Regions from separate parts of the Homo sapiens genome. Here region 2 is linked to region 1. Evidence: read pairs that join two places in POLR2A ChIA-PET (ENCODE). Cell type or tissue: A673. All regions are shown on one strand. Links, peaks and the distances in the headings refer to the core of each region. The heading gives the core; the rest is flanking DNA. Region 1 has its middle 50 kb from the start of SYNPR. Region 2 overlaps SYNPR (synaptoporin).

What was found. Peaks named below come from ENCODE experiments on the same cell type or tissue, not always from the same donor. Only the 100,000 strongest peaks of a DNase experiment are listed, where the experiment ranks them.
Region 2: POLR2A ChIA-PET joins it to region 1 with 5 read pairs; 2 of 35 experiments call an interaction of 5 or more read pairs at or near these places.

What each region holds. Positions count from the first base shown.
Region 1 is chr3:63,227,552-63,230,051 of GRCh38, reverse strand. It overlaps a transcript of SYNPR not described here. Among named protein-coding and RNA genes, the nearest start is that of SYNPR, 50 kb to the left of the region's middle. In A673, for the core only: a CTCF peak has its summit at 1,271; a DNase peak (open chromatin) is centred at 1,231.
Region 2 is chr3:63,339,635-63,345,280 of GRCh38, reverse strand. The region is part of intron 2 of SYNPR (synaptoporin); the gene reads right to left. Among named protein-coding and RNA genes, the nearest start is that of SYNPR, 64 kb to the right of the region's middle. RefSeq lists a silencer at 1,194-1,488 and an enhancer at 1,038-1,680. In A673, for the core only: no CTCF peak of the experiment used is centred there; DNase peaks (open chromatin) are centred at 520 and 1,380; H3K27ac peaks cover 2,357 bases.

The sequences.
Region 1 (2,500 bases), core at 1-2,500:
CAAGGAGGTACAGGGCTGGGTTATGTAATGCATGGTCCATATACCACTGGTGGTATCTGAGTTGATTCTAGGTAGTACATGAAAACATTTTTATAAAGAAAATTTAATAGTTGTAAATTAATGTAATGGGTATTAAAGCAAAAAAGCTAGACTTTAAAACTAGTGATTTCATGGATATTACTAGGTTGGTGCAAAAGTAATTGCAGTGTTCACCATTAAAAGTAATGGCCAAAACCATTACTTTTGAACCAACATAATAGTTCTTAGAACAAGGCTAAGTGTTAAGAAGTGAGTAAATTTGAATTTAATTTGAACACAAGTATTGAGTGAATAATAATAATACTGATAAATATGGACAAAAATTTGGAGATATACACAAAAGATTAGAGTCTCATAAACTTCAGTATGGCAGAATCAGTAAATGATAAAGGCATAAGACATTTGAATCCAATTTCTGGTTCTGAATGGACTAGCCAGCTATTAACACAGTTTACACTTCCAAACCATACAAAAATGCAACTGTGTACATTGCAAAAGGGTGTCCCAAAGGATCATGAATAGAAGATAATTAGCTCCCTTGTTTCATGAGAGTGATGTGGGGTAAAATATTCTCATTTGATCTGTTTTCCTGACCTAGAATATCTGTACACAGAAGAGCCACAATCATCCTAACGGTCTCATGCATCCAAAAAAGTAAATTTGTCGACAATAGTTTTTGATGAAAATTATATTAATAATAACAATGATAATGTGAATTGCTCTCATTTAACACACAGGATGTGTGTGTACATCAGATGCTATGCCCAGTACTTTAAATGTCTCTTTCAATCTTTCCAAAAATTAAGTATGAATATCTCTAATTTGTAGTTGATGGAACTGAAGGTTAGGGAAGTCAAGTTTTTTGCCCAAGGCTATAAATCTATCAGTGGTCATATCAGGATTTAAATGCAGTAAAATGCCAACCTATTTCTACTATGCTACCTTGCTTTTTGATATAATAAAAACTGAGTATTCTGAACAGAGGCATAGGAGAAAGAATTGTAAGTAGGAAGTTCTGCAGAATGCTCTTTAGAGAACATCTAAATGTTTTTTTCTGTTTGTTTGTTTGTTTGTTTGTTTTGGAGAAGCGCATGAAATAGCATCATTTCAAGATGGCGGCCATCAATAGTTTCCGGTTTTCTGCCCGGGTCTCAGATGGCGTGAAAGCAAAACTAGAAGTTTGATTGTTTTTTCCCATGCACTTTCTGAAGTAGCCTCTTGGTGGTGCCAGATGGTTAATTCTATTTTTGTTGACACAGAGTAAAACACCCGTAAATGAGTATTTTTCTCTACATAAGGCTACCAGGAAATTCTCTCTTTCTTTGTTCTTTAAAATTATTTTCAGCATAGGTTTAACCCATGAAAAAGGGGGTGGGTCTAGAAATCTTGAGAGTGTGGTAAACTGAAGAGAAAATAAATGAAGAAGAATACAGCTAAGGAGAAAGGTAGAAACTATCTGAATAGAGGAAAGAAACAAATACAATACCCAGAAAAGTTTCACAAATGTGAAGTTGTGCTGTAATCAGATTCAGAAGCAAACTCAATTAATTGTCTTTACTTATAAGTTAAAGGAGTGGCACAGCTGCTTGCAGCTTCAACTGTTTGCTATGTAAAATGAAGATAATTCCTTACCTGCCTGAGTAAGAATGACATGATCATTTAGACTAGCTTCCTTCTCCAAGGCCACTGAATCTGTTTAAGGACTGATCCAATTGATACTACATTTACATATCAGTATCCTCTCCTCCCATGTGGTAGATAGATTCTTAAGCAGCATGGGTTTATCTAGCCAAGCTGGCAGTCACATGTTAAAGCTCAGGTAGTCTTCATAAACCCCACAGACACTGCTATCCCAGTCATCAAAGGCAATTTTTCTTTGTTGGCCTCCTACCGGGCCTCCCTTCTTTTTCTGTATAATCCATTCTGCTTCCAGCTGCCTGAATAGATTAAATCAAATCACCCTCTTCCTTAAAACCCTTCAATGACCATTCATTGCATTTAAAATAAAATCCAAACTTCTTCCTGTGGATGGCATACCCTGGCCTGTGGCAGATGCTGCTGGTTGACTGTCCAATATCATATCAATTTTCCTTCCTCCTTAGGAACAGAATTCCACTTGTGTGTGACAGCACGAGCTCAGTTACAAACTCAGCTCTTCTAACTCTTGGAGTTAGAAGTAGCCATGTGACCTATTTCTAGCTAATGGAATATAAGTGGAAGACTACTGCTGGAATCCTGGAAATGCTATTTAAAAAAGAAATCATTTTAGAATAGGACAGACTCAGCTTGCATGCGCATTTTACCCTTCACCTTTCCTCTCCCTGCCTCGAATGGTAATGAAATACCTGTAGATAGAGCAGTTATTTCATAACAATGAGGACAAAGCCTACATGCCAAATATAGAGAAGCAGAAAGATGAAAGGATCTTGAGACCCTGATAACATGGAATGTGATGCCAGCT
Region 2 (5,646 bases), core at 15-2,514, 120 kb before region 1:
TAATCTCAAAGCAAGGATGATACTAGCCCCTTCCCAAAACTACCCTCGCCTTGTTCTGAGACTAAAACCACCTTTGTAAAACTAATGAAAGGTCACGAGATTAAAATTATGTGAGAGCATGAATTCTGCTAAAACCTAGGCATAGTTAAATGATAACAAGTCATTGTTTACTGCTCAAGAGTCGCATGGGGTGGTCACAAGATTTGTAATTTGCCTAATTGTCCCTTTAGATAACATCAGTATTCTAAGACCTAAGACTAGTATTTGAGATACTTTTCAGACTTTTTCATTCTGGAAACCCAACTGACTCCACCCAGACCCATTACACATACCAAGAAACTGGCTTATCTGGTCTGGTGGCCCCTACCCAGGCAGGGAGTCAGCTCAAGAAGATAGCTTTGATCCCCTACAATTTCATGCTGAACCCAACCAATCACCATTCCCCCCATTCACCAGCCCCCTGCCCATCCTTGAAAAGCCCTAGCCTCGGAGCTCTGTGGGGAGGCTGATTTGTGCAGTAAACTCCCTTCTTTCCACTTGGCCGGCTCTGCATTTATTAAACTCTCTTCACAGTAATACTGCTGTCTCAATGAATCGACTCTATCTGTGCAGTGGGCAAAAACAACCCACCAGGCAGTTACACAAATCCCAGGTTATTGCACTACCTCTTGTTGGTTCCCTTACACACTAACTACTCTTATTAATCTGTAAAAAAAAAAAAAAAAAAAAATCTTTTTTGAATATGCACCTGTTTCTCACAGGGATTTTAATACATTAAATAAGGAATTGAATTTAATTAAATATTTTAAGTAGACATTTTACAATTTCTCCTATATTTCTAAAACTTTATAAATAGAAAACCTCTTTGTTCCTGGACCTTTATATTAAAATTAAGAAAAAAAAGCAGCACTTCTGAAATTTGTATCCAGAGCTTTCTGACTTGTGAGCTCTAGGGCTGCCTCCTTCCTAATCATAAGATAGGTAGGAGAGAAGAAGTGCAGCAGACAACTGGGTCAAATGGAAAACTGTGTATTCTGTTTGTAAAGGGCTATTGATACTTTGGGTCTTCTTTTTTTAATGCCAGGCTTATTATTATAAGCACATTCTGCTGAACACAGAGGTTTGGTTATTACCTTTTATCAAAATGTCAGGAGGGCAGATTTTAAACTGAGCTAGACAATGTGAAAGAACATTCTTCCCATCCACAGTCTTTGAAACTGATTGCAAATGAACCGCCTCTGAACAGCATATGAGCGAGGCTGAGAGCTCTCCTAATGATGTACATCTGTGAGGCTTCACTCGGGGGTTTGGCTGCATTTACATCACTATAAACTGCAATTACAGCTCAAGCCGTTTCCGGCATAGACACAGAGAATACGAATTGCAACAGCAGGTTTCCTGCCTTGGATTTCTGCCAGGAGCCTGAGTCACCGTCCCAGACATCTGTAGCACATTAAACTGTACCCTTGTTATCTCTCAGCACTTTGAATAATCGCCCAAACCTCTGACAAAACAAATGGTCAAAGCCTTCTCAAGAAACCCTTTAAAGTTAGGCAGGGAATCATGAGCCTGCAGAAAACAACTTCTAGGGTAATTTATACTGTCGAAGAAAAGCCACAATAGAGCAGAGATGGTTTTTGATAGTCTGAATGTTGTCTAAACTTCATGGACTTAGATGGTCTGAAAAAGAGGTAGCTGCGTTGGAAGCTCAACAAAAAAAGGAGGGTTGTACCCAGTCCTTACCAGGAGTTCAGTCCAGCAGGGCAAACATGGATAGAGGCAGGACCTCCAAACAATGTCCTCACTCTGCCTCCTTCTCTCCACCAGTGCCATGCCCCTGGGATGCACACCACCACCCTCTTACAGAGAACACTGCAAAAACTTCATAACATGACTTCATAATGTTATCTTCATAATATGTTCCTCGGCTCTCCTAGAATCCATTGTCCATACAGCAGCCACAGTGATCTTTTATAAATATAAATCTGTGCATGATTTTTCCTGCTTAAAACCATGAAAAGCTGTTGCAGCACACCTACAGTACCTAAGTGCCTTCCCATGACCCAAAGCTACTGCATCCCGTGGTCTCTGTCCTCCTCTCCAGATTCAATTCCTTGTTGCTCTTTCCACTCCGGCTAGTTTTCCTTCATCCTCAAATATGCCAAACTTGTCGCCTTCTCTGGGCCTTTGTACTAACTTCTCCCTCTGCCCGAAAAGCTCTTTCTCTAATGTTTTCCATGATTGATCCCTTCAGGCCTTAGCTCACATATCACCTCCTCCGGCAGGCCTTTTCTGATCATCCCCATTTTTATTTTATCAACATAATTTATCATTATTTAAAAACACATACAAAAGAATAAGGAATACTAGAAATAACTTTCAACCCATAAATTCTACAACTTAGAAGAAGTGGATCAATTCATTTAAAACAACAAACTACCCAAAATCAATCAACATGAAATAGACAATCTTGATAGTCTTGTAACCATTAAAGAAATTGAATTTATAATTAAAGAGCTCTTAATAAAGAAATCTCCAATCCCAGATGGTTTCATCAGAAATTCTACCAAACATTTAAAAAATAATTACCATCAATTTTACATAATCTCTTCCAGAAAATAGCAGAGGAGGGAACACTTTCCAACTCATTTTATGAGGCCAGCGTTACCCTGATACAAAAACAGATAAATCCATTACAAGAACAAAAATTAAAGACCAATATCTCTCATGAACTAAGACATAAAATCATCAACAAAATATTAGCAAACTGAATCCAATGATGTAAGAAAATAACTACACAACATGACCAAGTAGGATTTATTCTAGTATGCAAATGGGATTCAGCATTCAAAATACGATCAATGTAACCCATCACATCAACGGACTACAGAAAGAAAATCATATGAGCATATCAATTGGTCCAGAGAAAATATTAGACAAAATCCAGTAATGATTACAGTTTAAAACGCTAAACAAACAAGAATTAAAGAGGAACTTCTTCAACATGACAAACAATATCTACAAGAATCAAGGCAGTGTAGCATGGAGAAAGACTAGGCAAACAGATAAATGGAACAGAATATAGAGAGCCAAGAAATAGACTCACATCAGTTTAGCCTTGATCTTTGAAGAGGGAGCAAAGACAATTCAATGGAGGAAGACAGTGTTTTCAACAAATGGTGCTAAAACAACTGAACATTTATATGCAATATTTTAAAAAATGAATCTAGACACAAACTTCCTAACTTCCACAAAAATTAAAATGGATCATACATCTAAACGTAAAATGCAAAATTGTAATGCCTCTAGAAGATAATACAGGAGAAAATCTAAGTAACCTTGGATTGGGTGATGGCTTTCTAGATGCAACACCAAAAACACAATCCATGACAAAACAAAATAGGTAATTTGGACTCCATTAACATTAAAAACATTAACATTAAAAAACATCTGCTTTGTGAGAGATACTGTTAAGAGAATGAAATACAAGCCATGAAGTGGGAGAAAATATTTGCAAAACACATACCTGTTAAATGACTTGTATCCAAGATACATAAAGAACTCTTAGAACTCCATAATAAAAATAAGTAAAATTAAGCAAAAGATATGAACATTCATTTCACTAAAGAAATTATACAGATGGCAAATAAGCATATGAAAAGATGCTCAACATGAAATGTCATTAGAAAATTACAAACTAAAGGAGCAATGAGATACCACTACATAGCTATTAGAGTGGTTAAAATCCAAAACATTGACAATATCAAATGCTGATGAGAATGTGGAGTAATAGGAACTGTCATTCACTGATGGTGGAGACACAAAATGGTACAGTCACTCTGAAACACAGTCTGGTAGTTTCTTTCAAAGCCAAGCTTAGTCCACTATAGGATCGAGCAATTGTACCCCTATGTGTTTACCTAAATGAGTTGAAAACTATGTCCACACAGAAAACTGTCCACCAAACTGGAAGCAAACAAGATGTCCTTCAATAGTTGAGTGGATAAACAAACTGTGGTACATCCATACAATGGAATATTTTATAGTAATAAAAAATAAATGAGCTATCAAGTCACAGAAGACATGGAGTAACCTTAAGCGCATATTGCCAAATGAAAGAAGCCAATCTGTAAAGGCTGCAAACTGTATGATTTCAAATATATGACATTCTGGAAAAGGCAAAACTATAGAGACCATAAAAAGTCAGTGGTTGCCAGGAGTTAGTGGGGAAGAAGGAAGAGAGAGATGACTAGATAGAGCATAGAGGATTTTTAGGGGGATTAAACTATTCTGTATGACACTGTAAATGTGCATACACGACCTCATGCATTTGACAAAACCCACAGAACTGTACAACACAAAGAGTAAACCCTAATATAAACTGTGAACTTCAGCCAATAATAATGTATTGATATTGCTTATCAATTACACTAAATGTAGCACACTAATGCAAGATGTTAATAATAGGGAAATTATGTACAGAAGGAAGGGGGGATATGAGAATTCACTGTACTATTAACTTTTCTGTAAACCTAAAATTGCTTTAAAAAATAAAGTACATTGGCCGGGCGCGGTGGCTCACGCCTGTAATCCCAGCACTTTGGGAGGCCGAGGCGGGCAGATCACGAGGTCAGGAGATCGAGACCATCCCGGCTAAAACGGTGAAACCCCGTCTCTACTAAAAATACAAAAAATTAGCCGGGCGTAGTGGCGGGCGCCTGTAGTCCCAGCTACTTGGGAGGCTGAGGCAGGAGAATGGCGTGAACCCGGGAGGCGGAGCTTGCAGTGAGCCGAGATCCCGCCACTGCACTCCAGCCTGGGCAACAGAGTGAGACTCCGTCTCAAAAAAAAAAAAAAAAAATACATTTTTTTTAATTAATGGTAGAATCTAGGTGGTGAATGTGTGACTGTTCACTGAAAATTTTTCAACCTTGCTTTATGTTTAAAACATTTTATAGCAAAATATTGAGAAAAAAAATCTTATGGCCACACAAAACCTGTATATGTGCATTGATAGCAGCTTCATTCATACTAGCCATAAAATGAAAACAGCATAGATATTCTTCAATGAGTGAATGGTTAACAAACTATACACCATTCATGCCATGGACTATTACTCAGCAATATTAAAAAAATAACTTGGATAGATCTGAAGGAAATTATGCTGAGTGAAAACCTCCAGTCCCCAAGGGTTACATTATGTATAATTATATTTATATAAGATTCTTGCAATGGCAAAATCATAGAAAAGGAGGAGTGATTACTGGTTTACAGGAGTTAAGGACAAGTTAAGGAAGGGAGATGAGTGTGGTTATAAAAAGGTAGGCTTGGCATGGTGGCTCACGCCTCTAATTCCAGCACTTTGGGAGGCCGAGGCGGGCAGATCACCTGAGGTCAGGAGTTCGAGACCAGCCTGGCCAACATAGTGAAACCCTGTCTCTACTAAAAATACAAAAATTAGCTGGACATGGTGGGCATGCCTGTAATCCCAGCCACTCAGATGGCTGAGGCAGGAGAATCCTCTGAGCCCGTGAAGTGGAGGTTGACGCGAGCTGAGATCTCGCCACAGCACTCAAGCCTGGGTGACAGAGCGAAACTCCATCTCAAAAAAAAAAAAAGAACACAAGGAATTTTTATGGAGCTATT